2 separate regions of the Homo sapiens genome follow, and region 2 is linked to region 1. Evidence: read pairs that join two places in POLR2A ChIA-PET (ENCODE). Cell type or tissue: GM12878. All regions are shown on one strand. Links, peaks and the distances in the headings refer to the core of each region. The heading gives the core; the rest is flanking DNA.

Evidence for each region. Peaks named below come from ENCODE experiments on the same cell type or tissue, not always from the same donor. Only the 100,000 strongest peaks of a DNase experiment are listed, where the experiment ranks them.
Region 2: POLR2A ChIA-PET joins it to region 1 with 12 read pairs; 5 of 35 experiments call an interaction of 5 or more read pairs at or near these places.

The regions. Positions count from the first base shown.
Region 1 is chr16:67,981,002-67,989,264 of GRCh38, reverse strand. It overlaps DPEP2 (dipeptidase 2), which reads left to right. Exons shown (of 11, transcript NM_022355.4): 10 at 1,278-1,413; 11 at 1,505-1,871. The coding sequence ends at 1,759. Among named protein-coding and RNA genes, the nearest start is that of DPEP3, 4.6 kb to the right of the region's middle. RefSeq lists silencers at 4,045-4,339, 4,462-4,561. In GM12878, for the core only: no CTCF peak of the experiment used is centred there; a DNase peak (open chromatin) is centred at 4,214; H3K4me3 peaks cover 550 bases; H3K27ac peaks cover 1,482 bases.
Region 2 is chr16:67,709,859-67,714,773 of GRCh38, reverse strand. The region is part of intron 1 of GFOD2 (Gfo/Idh/MocA-like oxidoreductase domain containing 2); the gene reads left to right. Among named protein-coding and RNA genes, the nearest start is that of GFOD2, 7.0 kb to the left of the region's middle. RefSeq lists enhancers at 3,888-4,665, 4,666-4,915. In GM12878, for the core only: no CTCF peak of the experiment used is centred there; no DNase peak of the experiment used is centred there.

The DNA.
Region 1 (8,263 bases), core at 2,746-5,245:
GTCACCATAGCCATCACGTCCTTTAGGCCTTGACCACACTCCCGGGATCAGTTCTCTGGGCTCTCCTGTTTGTCTTCATCCCAGTGACCCCACTCTAGGACATTATACTTGGCCAAACCACCAGACAGAGCTCATCTGCCCAGCACTGCACGTACCCCCAAGCCCAGGAGACTCACTCTCCCTGAGCAGACCATCAGCAAGGTCTGGTGTGAGCCCTGTGCACAGTGGCTGTGTTTGCAACCACTGTTTTCTGAAGAAGCTCTTCCTCTCCTTCTCCTTCTCCTTTTCTTCCTCGTCCTCCTTCTTCTTTGTCTCCTCCTCCTCCTTCTTTCTTCCTTTTCTTCTTCTTCTTCTTCTCAGGGTCTTGCTCTGTTGGCCAGACTGGGGTGCAGTGGCGCAATCTTGGCTCACTGCAGCCTTGACTTTCTGGGCTCAAGCAATCCTGCCATCTCAGCCTGCAAGTAGCTGGGGCTACAGGCATGTGTCATCATGCCCAGATAATTTTATTTTTGGCAGAGATGGGGTCTCGTGTTGCCCAGGCTGGTCTTGAACTCCTGGACTCAAGTGATTCTCCTGCCTTGGCCTCCTAAAGTGTGGGATTACAGGCCTAAGCCACCTCACTGGGCCTTTTCTTCTTTTTTTCTTTTCTTTTTTTTTTTTTTGAGACAGAGGCTCACTCTGTTGCCCAGCCTGGAGTGCAGTGGCACAATCTCGGCTCACTGCAACCTCTGCTTCCTGAGTTCCAGCGATTCTCCTGCCTCAGCTTCCCAAGTAGCTGGGATTACAGGTGTGCGCCATGATGCCCAGCTAATTTATTTTTCCTTTCTTTCTTTCTTTCTTTCCTTTCTTTCCTTTCTTTCTTTCTTTCTTTTTTGTCTTTTTAGTAGAGATTGGGTTTCACCATGTTGGCCAGGCTGGTCTCAAACTCCTGACCTCAAGTGATCCGCCCACCTTGGCCTCCCAAAGTGCTGGGATTACAGGTGTGAGCCACCATACCTGGCCATTTTCTTCTTTTTAACTCTGGTTGGTAGGGGGGATCATTTGCATTCAGTAAAAGGCATAGATCTTAATAGTATGATTCAATAAGTTTTGATAAATATTCAAGGAGGTTTTGAGGCCTCCTTCTGAAGGATAAAGAGCAGAGGAGAATTACCTACTCTCTCCAAGTCTCCACTTCCCATACCTGACCAGGGCTGGGGTTTCATAGACCCTGGACTGTGGTTCTGAGTCATGATCAGGGAATCAGGTCTGAAACCCACTAGCTGGTGGCCACACAGATTCCCTCAGGGGCTGGAAGACGTGTCCACATACCCGGTCCTGATAGAGGAGTTGCTGAGTCGTGGCTGGAGTGAGGAAGAGCTTCAGGGTGTCCTTCGTGGAAACCTGCTGCGGGTCTTCAGACAAGTGGAAAAGGTACTCTGGGCTGGGCAAGAGAGTAGCCGAGGGGTCTGAGCAAGTGTATCAAGGAGAGCTGTGGAAGCTGAGCACCGACTGCCACCTCTAGGTACAGGAAGAAAACAAATGGCAAAGCCCCTTGGAGGACAAGTTCCCGGATGAGCAGCTGAGCAGTTCCTGCCACTCCGACCTCTCACGTCTGCGTCAGAGACAGAGTCTGACTTCAGGCCAGGAACTCACTGAGATTCCCATACACTGGACAGCCAAGTTACCAGCCAAGTGGTCAGTCTCAGAGTCCTCCCCCCACATGGCCCCAGTCCTTGCAGTTGTGGCCACCTTCCCAGTCCTTATTCTGTGGCTCTGATGACCCAGTTAGTCCTGCCAGATGTCACTGTAGCAAGCCACAGACACCCCACAAAGTTCCCCTGTTGTGCAGGCACAAATATTTCCTGAAATAAATGTTTTGGACATAGAAACAGACCTGAGTTTCCTTCTCTGCAATGGGGACTGGTGGCATCGTCTCCCAGTGCTGGTGGTTGGTGGGGGATCCTTCATTTCAGCCACCAGTTGTTTAAGGAAAGACTGTTGACAGGAGCCCGAGGTGACCCAGGTGATTGGGCTCAGCACTGGATGAAAACAGTGGTGGATCCGGTGGCAGGAGGTGGACCCTATTCCGTGTTCCCTCTGAGTAGCTCATCTCTTTTTATTTATTTATTTATTTATTTATTTATTTATTTATTTACTTTTGAGGCAGAGTCTCACTTTGTCACCCAGGCTGGAGTACAGTGGCGCAATCATAGCTCACTGCAGCTTTGAACTCTTGGGCTCAAATGAAGCTTCTGCTTCAGCCTCTCAAGTAGCTGGGACTATAGGCGTGCACCACCACACTCAGCTAATTTATTTTTATTTTAGCTTTCTGGATTTTTTTTTTCTTCGAGACAGAGTCTTGGTCTGTCACCCAGGCTGGAGTGCAGTGGCACAATCTCGGCTCACTGCAAGCTCTGCCTCCCGGGTTCAAGCAATTCTCCTGTCTCAGCCTCCCGAGCAGCTGGGACTAGAGGCGCCCGCCACCATGCCCAGCTAATTTTTGTATTTTTAGTAGAGATGGGGTTTCACCTTGTTGGTAAGGCTGCTCTCGAACTCCTGACCTCAGGTGATTCACCAGCCTCGGCCTCCCAAAGTGCTGGGGGATTATAGGTGTGAGCCACCGGGCCTGGCTTTTTGTTTTTTGAGATGGAGTCTTGCTCCGTCGCCCAGGCGGGAATGCAGTGGCGTGATCTCGGCTCACTGCAACCTCAGCCTCCCGATTTCAAGCGATTCTCCAGCCTCAGCGTCCTGAACAGCTGGGACTACAGGCATGCACCACCATGCCCAGCTGATTTTTCTTTTTTCAGTAGAGAAGGAGTTTCACCATATTGGCCAGGCTGGTCTCGAACTCCTGACCTTGTGATCCACCTGCCTCGGGCTCCCAAAGTGTTGGGATTACAAGCTAGAGCCACTGCATCCGGCCAGCTTTCTTTTTTTCATTACTTCACTTAGAAGGAGGATTTTTAAATTTTTTTATAGAGACAGGGATCTCCCTATGTTGCCCAGGCTGGTCTCGAACTCCTGGACTAAAGCAATCCTCCCACCTTGGCCTCCCAAAGTGCTAGGATTACAGGAGTAAGCCACTGTGCCCAGATGGAGTAGGGTAACTTTGATTTACCTAGCCAACCATAAGCAAACATTTTAAACTGTGCTTATGTATTATTTTGATAACATTTAAAAAATTAATTGTAACTTCATGCCCTGTCCTTTTCACATGTCTAATGTAGGAAATAGGGAGTCCTCTGAACCTCTTCCAGTTCTGGGGGCTGCCCATTAAAATAATACTTTTTTTATTTTTCCTGAGACAGGGTCTCTGTCACCGCTGGAGTGCAGTGGCACAATCATGCCTCACTGCAGCCTCAACCCCCTGGGCTCAAGTGATCCTCCCCACTCTGTTTCCTGAGTAGCTGGGACCATAGGCGCGCACCACCATGTCCAGCTAATTTTTGTATTTTTTGTAGATACGAGGTTTCACCATGTTGCCCAGGCTGGTCTCAAACTGCCAGACTCAAGTGATCCACCCACCTTGCCCTCCCAAAGTGCTGGGATTACAGGCGTGTGCCACTATGCCCAGCAAAACAATTTAAAATAATAGGCTGAGAGCGGTGGTTCACACCTGTAATCCCAGCACTTTGGGAGGCCGAGGCGGGCGGATCACAAGGTCAGAAGATCGAGACCATCCTGGCTAGCACGGTGAAACCCCATCTCTACTAAAGACGCAAAACATTAGCCGGCTGTGGTGTCACGCGCCTGTGGTCCCAGCTACTTGGGAGACTGAGGCAGGAAAATCACTTGAACCCAGGAAGCAAAGGTTGCAGTGAGCCGAGATCACGCCACTGCACTCCAGCCTGGGTGACAGAGTAGCACACAAAACAAAAAAAAAACACAAAACAAAACAAACCCAAAAACAACAAAACAAAACTAAGCTAAAATAATAATGATAATAATAATAATAATAATAATAATAATAATATAGGAAACAGGTGCACATGCAATGCTTCTGCACTTTTCTTAAACTATTAGCAAAGTTGCCATTCTTCATGTTGTTCCAAGTCACTTAAATAAAGACCTTCTGGGCAGGCCGGGGAGATTTATGGGAGACCAAAATAAACATGACCTTTCTCTGCCCTTCCTGAGAGAACCAAAGCTAGAAGCAGCTGGGTCACACTTGGCCATTAACCCCCAGGCATGAGGAGGAGCAGACAGCAACCAACAAGGGGAAGTGGTCGCCAGAGGCCAAGGCCCTTCTTGAGGTGCCCAGAAGGGGATGCCCACTTATCAGGGAGCCCAGGTGGAAAAACAAGAGACAGACACAGACGCAGAGGGAAGATAATTTAGATTCGGTCTGTGTCATTGGCCTTTCTCAGCAGCAACTGGCCCAGGAAGTTCAGATGCTACCCAGATTCAGGGTTTTTTTTGTTTTGTTTTGAGACGGAATTTCCTCTTGTTGCCCAGGCTGGAGTGCAGTGGCGCGATCTCAGCTCACTAGAACCTCTGCCTCCCAGGTTCAAGTGATTCTCCTGCCTCAGCCTCCCGAGTAGCTGGGATTACAGGCACCTGCCACCAGGACCAGCTAATTTTTTTTGTATTTTTAGTACAGACGGGGTTTCACTATGTTGGCCAGGCTGCTCTCGAACTCCTGACCTCGGGCGATCCACCCAACTTGGCCTCCCAAAGTGCTGGGAATACAGGCGTGAGCCACCATCCCCAGCGTTGTTTTTTTTTTTTTTTTGACAGGGTCTCACTCCCATTGCCCAGGCTGGAGTGCAGTGACACGATCTCAGCTCACTGCAGCCTCAACTTCCTGGCCTCAAGTGATTCTCCTACCTCAGCCTCTGGAGTAGCTGGGACCTCCGGTGCGCACCACCACGCCTGGCTAATACTTTGTATTTTTAGTAAAGACAGGATTTCACCATGTTGCCTAGGCTGGTCTCAAACTCCTGGACTCAAGCAATCTGCTTGCCTTGGCTTCCCAAAGTGCTGGGATTACAGACATGAGCCACTGCGCTGACCCAGATGCAGTTTTTGTTTGTTTTGAGACGGAGTCTTGCTCTGTTGCCCAGGCTGGAGTGCAATGCACTCGGCTCACTGCAACCTCCGCCTCCGAGGTTCAAGTGATTCTCCTGCCTCAGCCTCTTCAGTAGCTGGGATTACAGGCACACACCACCCTGCCCAGCTAATTTTTGTATTTTTAGTAGAGATGGGGTTTCACTGTGTTGGCCAAGCTTGTCTCAAACTCCTAGACTCAAGCAACCTGCCCGCCTCAGCCTCCCAAAGTGTTAGGATTATAGGGGTAAGCCACCGCATCCGGCCCCAGATGCAGTTTTGAGATCTATTTCCCCTGCACCAGGATTTTTTCAACAGGAAATGACGAGGAGCTGCTGGAAGCTAGCCTTGTATTGTCTTTAAGGAGGATTTCTGCCCCAGGTGAAATAACGTGTCAGACCAAGCCCCCTCATGCTCTCAGGACCAAGAGACCTAGTCTGATCTTGTCCCTCAACTCCATGCCTTAGAGAATCCACCTGTGCCTCCTCCACAACAGTTGTTGTAATGCCCAAACTAGACCTCTGCTGGGCTGTTAGCCAACCCTGGATCCCCTCTCCACTCCTCCATGCCCGATCCAGACCTTTGAAGCAAGGTTCAGCTACTGCTGTGGTGCCTCCCCCAACCCCCATGACCCTGATTAGCCCTCACCAGCACTACCCATGATTTCCCTTAGCCAGTATCACCATAATAAAGAAATGAGATGCAAACTGATCAGGGTGCAGGTAGATCTCTTCCCGAGAGGATAACTGCTAACTAACATTTGATGTGTAGACTCTTCTGGGGTCTTTTTGTGTCCGGAATTGGTGGGTTCTTGGTCTCACTGACTTCAAGAATGAAGCCACAGACCCTCGCGGTGAGTGTTACAGTTCTTAAAGGTGGCGTGTCCGGAATTTGTTCCTTCTGATGGTTGGATGTGTTCGGAGTTTCTTCCTTCTGGTGGGTTCGCGGTCTCGCAGGCTCAGAAGTGAAGCTGAAGACCTTCGTGGTGTCACAGGTCTCAAGGCGCCGAGTCCGGAGTTCTTCGTTCCTCTCCGTGGGTTCATGGCCTCGCTGGCTTCGGGAGTGAAGCTGCAGACCTTCGCAGTGAGTATTACAGCTCATACAGTATGGATCCAAAAACGGAATAGCAGCAACAGCCATTGCAAACAGCAAAAGAACAAACCTCCCACTGCCTGGAAGAGAACCCCAGCAAGTTGCTACTGAAAGAGCGGGCAGCCTGCTTTTATTGTCTTATCTGGCCCCACCCACATCCTGCTGATTGGTCCATTTTACAGAGAGCTGATTGGTCTGTTTTACAGAGAGCTGATGGGCCCGTTTTGACAGGGTGCTGACTGGTGCGTTTACAATCCCTGAGCTAGACACAAAAGTTCTCCACGTCCCCACTAGATTAGCTAGATACAGAGTGTCGATTGGTGCATTCACAACCCCGGAGCTAGACACAGGGTGCTGATTGGTGTGTTTACAAACCTTGAGCTACATACAGAGTGCTGATTGGTGTATTTACAATCCCTTAGCTAGACATAAAGATTCTCCAAGTCCCCACCAGACTCAGGAGCCCAGCTGGCTTCACCCAGTGGATGCTGCACCGGGGCCGCAGGTGGAGCTGCCTGCCAGTCCGGCGCCGTGTGCCCGCACTCCTCAGCCCTTGGGCAGTCGATGGGACTGGGCGCCGTGGAACAGGGGTTGGCGCTCGTCGGGGAGGCTTGGGCTGCACAGGAGCGCACGGCGGGGGTGGAGGCTCAGGCATGGAGGGCTGCAGGTCCCGAGCCCTGCCCGGCGGGGAGGCAGCTAAGGCCCAGCGAGAAGTCGAGCACAGCAGCTGCTGGCCCAGGTGCTAAGCTCCTCACTGCCCGGGCCGGCTGGCCGCTCCGAGTGCGGGGCTTGCCAAGCCCACGCCCACCCGGAACTCGAGCTGGCCCGCAAGCGCAGCCTGCAGCCACGGTTCCCGCCCACGCCTCTCTCTCCACACCTACCCGCAAGCTGAGGGAGCCGGCTCCAGCCTTGTCCAGCCCAGAAAGGGGCTCCCACAGTGCAGCGACGGGCTGAAGGGCTCCTCAAACGCGGCCAGAGTGGGCGCCAAGGCCGAGGAGGTGCCGAGAGGGAGCGAGGGCTGTGAGGGCTGCCAGCACGCTGTCACCTCTCATTTTTGTGTCTGTATACTAACATATATATAGAAAAAAATATTCGGCCCGGTGCGGTGGCTCACGCCTGTAATCCCGGAACTTTGGGAGGCCAAGGTGGGCGGATCACGAGGTCAGGAGATCAAGACCATCCTGGCTAACACGGTGAAACCCGGTCTCTACTAAAAATACAAAAAATTAGCTGGGCATGGTGGTGGGCGCCTGTAGTCCCAGCTACTCGGGAGGCTGAGGCAGGAGACTGGCATGAACCCGGGAGGCGGAGCTTGCAGTGAGCAGAGATGGAGCCACTGCACTCCAGCCTGGGTGGCACAGTGAGACTCCGTCTCAAAAAAAAAACCACGTCTCTAAAAAAGAAATAAGGCCGGACGTGGTGGCTCATGCCTGTAATCCTAGCACTTTGGGAGACCTAGGTGGGCAGATCGCTTGAGCTCAGGAGTTCAAGACCAGTCTGGGCAACATGGTAAAACCCTGTCTCTAAAAAAAAATGCAAATATACAAAAATTAGCTGGGCATGGTGGTGCATGCCTGTAGTCCCTCCCAGCTACTTAGGGAGCTGAAGCAGGAGGATCACTTTTACCTGGGAGGTCGAGGCTACAGTGAGCTGAGATGGTGCCACTGCACTCCAGTGAGACCCTGTCTCAAAAAAAAATTTGTTTTAATAAAATAAAAAATAACAATTAGCCATGCATGGTGGCACTGCACCTATAGTCTCAGCTACTTGGGAGGTGGAGGAAGGAGGATCGCTTGAGCTCAGAAGTTCAAGGCTGCAGCAAGCTATGATCAAGGCTGCAGCAAGCTATGATCACCCCACTGCAACTCCAGCCTGGGTGACAGATACTCTGTCTCTTGGAGAAGGAAAAAAAGCTAAAATAATGATCCCCAACAAAAATTGTTCTTAAATTTCATTTTCGGGGCCGGGCACGGTGGCTCACGCCTGTAATCCCAGCACTTTGGGAGGTCGAGGCAGGAGGATCACTTGAGGTCAGGAGTTCAAGGCCAGCCTGGCCAACATGGTAAAACCCCATCTCTACTGAAAATACAAAAATTAGCTGGGCATGGTGGCGGGCACCTGTAATCCCAGCTACTCGGGAGGC
Region 2 (4,915 bases), core at 2,416-4,915, 270 kb after region 1:
TATAATCAAGGATTTGGAATGAAGACTGTGAAAAATGGGAACTGAGTACTTAGTGTGGTCTTCCTTTCTGGCCTGGGATAACTGTGCTACTCTCAAATTGTCAGCTCTCAATTTCTCATGAGAATAGATAACCCCAAAATAGAACCCAAAACACTTCTACTTGGCTTTGAGATTTTACTGTATCACTTTATAACCTCAAAATCTTTATTATTTACTTTCATAATTGTATTTTACTTAGGATGATAACCTTAGGCAAATCGTGTAATTTCTGGATCGTAATTTTTTTTTTTTTTTTTTTTTGAGACAGTGTTTCTATCTCCCAGGCTGGAGTGTAGTGGCACAATCCCGGCTCACTGCAATGTCCACTTCTGGGTTCAAGCGATTCTTGTGCCTCAGCCTCCCGAGTAGCTGGGATTACAGGTGTGCGCCTTCATGCCTGGCTAATTTTTGTATTTTTAGTAGAGATGGGGTTTCGTCATGTTGGCCAGGCTGGTCTTGAACTCCTGGCCTCAGTGATCGGCTCACCTCAGCCTCCCAAAGTGCTGGGATTACAGTTGGGAGTGACCCTGCCTGGCCTCTGGACCATAATTTCTTAACCTGTATAACAGGAAGCAAAATGAAAATGTCATAAATGTGTAACACTAGAGAATGAAAAGCTAGTTCATACGGTCAGTGGCTGTGATATTGTGAAATACATATTTGGTCTTCTGTCTCTGTTTCCTGGCATGCAATTTCAATAGGTTGGTGCAAAAGCAATTGCAGATTTTGCCGCAAAGTAATGGCAAAAACCGCAGTTGCTTTTGCACCAACCAAATCCCTGGAATCTCCTGAGTGATGGTTTTTTGTATGCTAATGAGTTAACTGGTGGCTGGCAGCTCCTGGGTAGTTTCAGGCTGGGGACTGGTCATAGGAAACATCAAAGCATGATTAGAGGGTTGTGACTTTCAGCCCCACTCTGCAACCTCTGGGGAGGAGAGTGGGACTGAAGGTTAAGTTGATCGTCAATGGCCAGTGGTTTAATCAATCATGCCTAGTTAATGAAGCCTCCATAAACACAGGGAGGGCATGAAAGCTCCAAGCCCCTTCCCCCATACCTTGCCCTATGCACCTTCTTCATCTCTATCCTTTGTAATATTCTTTATAATAAACCAGTAAATATAAGTAAGTGTTTCCCAGAGTTCTGTGAGCTGCTCTAGCAAATTAGTTGATCTGAAGGAGGGAGTCATAGGATCTCCAGTCTGTAGCCCATCAGGCAGAGGCACAGTTGAAACAACCTGGGGCTTTTGATGGCATTGGAAGTCGGGAAGGGGAAGTCTGTGGGACTGAGCCCTCTACCTGGGGGATCTGATGCGATTCTCCAGGTAGATATCGTCAGAATTGAATTGAAGGACACCAGCAGGTGTTGACTGCAGAATTGCTTGCTTGCTTGGTGTGTGGGGAGAAACCCCCACACATTTGGTCTTCTGTGTTGATTATTGTGGTGTGAAAGCAGAGGAAAAACAATTTGAATTTGTCTTTCCACTTTCACAATGACATACCTGTTATGTAACCCATAAAACTATTTATGATAACATGAAAGATGCTTATGTCTGGCCAGTGTGGCGGCTCACGCCTGTAATCCCAGTACTTTCGGAGGCCGAGGTGGGCGGATCACTTGAGGCCAGGAGTTCAAGACCAGCCTGACCAAGATGGCGAAACCCTGTCTCTATAAAAAATAAAAAAAATTAGCTGGGTGTGGTGGTGCATGCCTGTAGTCCCAGCTACTCAGGAGGCTGAGGCAGGAAAATCACTTGAACTTGAGCGCCCAGCAGAGGCGCTCCTCACATCCCAGACAGGGCGGCGGGGCAGAGGTGCTCCCCACATCTCAGACGATGGGCGGCCGGGCAGAGACGCTCCTCACTTCCTAGATGGGATGGCGGCGGGGAAGAGGCGCTCCTCGCTTCCCAGATGGGATGGCGGCCGGGCAGAGACGCTCCTCACTTTCCAGACTGGGCAGCCAGGCAGAGGGGCTCCTCACATCCCAGACGATGGGTGGCCAAGCAGAGACGCTCCTCACTTCCCAGACGGGGTGGCGGCCGGGCAGAGGCTGCAATCTCGGCTCTCCGGGAGGCCAAGGCAGGCGGCTGGGAGGTGGTTGCAGCGAGCCGAGATCACGCCACTGCACTCCAGCCTGGGCACCATTGAGCACTGAGTGAACGAGACTCCATCTGCAATCCCGGCACCTCGGGAGGCCGAGGCTGGCGGATCACTCGCGGCTAGGAGCTGGAGACCAGCCCGGCCAACACAGCGAAACCCCGTCTCCACCAAAAAAAAAACGAAAACCAGTCAGGCGTGGCGGTGCGCGCCTGCAATCGCAGGCACTCGGCAGGCTGAGGCAGGAGAATCAGGCAGGGAGGTTGCAGTGAGCCGAGATGGCAGCAGTACCGTCCAGCCTTGGCTCGGCATCAGAGGGAGACCGTGGAGGGAGAGGGAGAGGGGGAGGGGGAGGGGGAGGGGGAGAGGGAGAGGGAGAGGGAGCTCTTTATTACATTTTTAAACATTGCAAGAGCCTACTGATGGTTTTGGTGAGCTCAGTATATATGGTTTTCTATAGTATGGTTTTGATGGGCTCAGTATATATGTCTTAGTTTATTGACTGTGCAGGAACTAGGTCTGAAATCTTTCATTCTTTCAGCAAATATTTAGCACCAACTACATGTCAGACCTTGTTTTAGGCACTAGGGATATAGCAATGAACAAAACAGACAAAAAATTTGTTGTCTTCAAGGAGGATACATTCTAGCAGGGATGGTGGGGAGAGACAAACAATGGAAGAATACACCTGTTTCTGAAAAGCCAACATGGAAGTAGAGACCTGAAGGAAACGTGAGAGAGAGAGAGAAAGCCACGTGGATGTCTGCACAATAGAGGTTCTTGGATGCAGGGTATATTTTGAAGGTAGAGAGCCAGCAAGACTTGTTAATGGATCAGATGTGAAGTGTGAGAGAAAAAGAAGACTCAAGGATAACTCCAAGGTTTTAACTTGAGCATTTGAAAAGTTTGTGTTACCAGTTTCTGAGATGAAGGCATTGTGGGAAGAGTATGTTTGGTGGGGAGAAACATCAGGAGTTTAGTTCTGGACATTTTAAGTGTGAGATGCCTATTAAACATCCAAGTAGAGATGTTAATAGGCGGTTGTTTGCACCCGTCTGGAGCTTAAAGAGGACCTGGCTGATAACTTTGGGAGTCATCAGGGAATAGATAACATTTAAAAGCCATGACACTGAATGGAACCACCAAGGGAGTGAGTATAGATAGAAAAGAGAAATAGACTGGGGACTGAGCCATGGTTACTACAGTCACCATCAGGAGAAATGAGCAGAAGGAACCGAGAAGTGGTCAGAGAGGTAAGAGGAAAATCAGAAGAAATTTGTGTTGTGGAAGTCGGGTGAAGAGTGTTTCAAGGAGGTTGGAACCTGCCATGTCAGATGCTGCTGATAGGTCAAAGTGGGATGAAGGTGAGAATTGACCACTGGATTTAATTGTATTTGACAAAGATGAGATAGCTGAAGCTTGGTTATTTGTAGTATGATTTACAACCAATAATCCAGGGTTTTCAGCCATGATGCCTGAACACAGAGCATCATGAGAGAGTTGCATAATTGCAGTTTGAAGTTCTGAACATTGTACTTTTCCTTCCTACCTCTTTTGGAGTCTTCATTCTGAAGAAATGCTTTTGGGTCTGGTTACTGCTCTGGGGAAGGGGAGTGTCTGTTAATCACAAATTGGGTTTTTAATGACATTGGGCTGCTGTGCCTTTTACTGCACAACCAATGTCAATGTTTGGGTTTTTTTCATGGTGATGAAGACTTTATTCAGGACCATGGCGGCAGGTATAGGTACCTCTGCAATGAGTCTTGCAGTTGGGGAGAGAGACTGAGCTCAACTCTGAATAGAGCACAGCAAGTGGGGATTGATAGTCAAGGAGCAGGGTAGGGGTCAGTGGATAGAAAATGACTCACAATGTCAGTGTTTTTATCGTAATTGAGCCTCAGAGTGTGAAACCTTTCTCACGTGGAACTCAAAGTGCATTATAAATCTGTCATTGAACACTTTTAAAAATAAGGCTAACTGGCCGGGCGCGGTGGCTTATGCCTGTAATCCCAGCACTTTGGGAGGCTGAGGTGGGTGGATCACGAGGTCAGGAGATCGAGACCATCCTGGCTAACACGGTGAAACCCCGTCTCTACTAAAAAACAAAAAATTAGCCGGGCATGGTAGCAGGCGCCTGTAGTCCAGCTACTCGGGAGGCTGAGGCAGGAGAATGGCGTGAACCCGGGAGGCGGAGCTTGCGGTGAGCTGAGATCGCACCACTGCACTTCTCCACTTCGTCTCAAAAAACAAAGGCTAACTTTGGGAGGCCAAGGCGGGCAGATCACTTGAGGTGAGGAGTTTGAGACCAGCCCGGCCAACATGGTGAAACCCGGTTTCTACTAAAAATACAGGGCTGGCGTGGTGGCTCATGCCTATAATCCCAGCACTTTGGGAGGCCTAGGCAGGAGGATCATTTGAGCCCAGGAGTTCGAGGCTACAGTAAGCTATGATCGCCCCACTGCACTCCGGCCTGACCAACAGAGCAAGACCCTGTCTCTAAAAAAATAATAAATAAAAATACAAAAAAAATTAGCTGGGTGTCGTGGCTCACAGTTGTATCCCAGGTACTCGGGAGGCTGAGGCAGGAGAATCATTTGCACCCAGGAAACAGAGGTTGTGGTGAGCCAAGAGTGCACCACTGCACTCCAGCCTGGGTGACAGAGTGACACTCTGTCCCCAAAAAATAAAAAATAGATAAACATAAGGCTAATTTGGCTGGGCACGGTGGCTCACGCCCGTAATCCCAACACTTTGGGAGGCTGAGACGGGCGGATCACTTGAG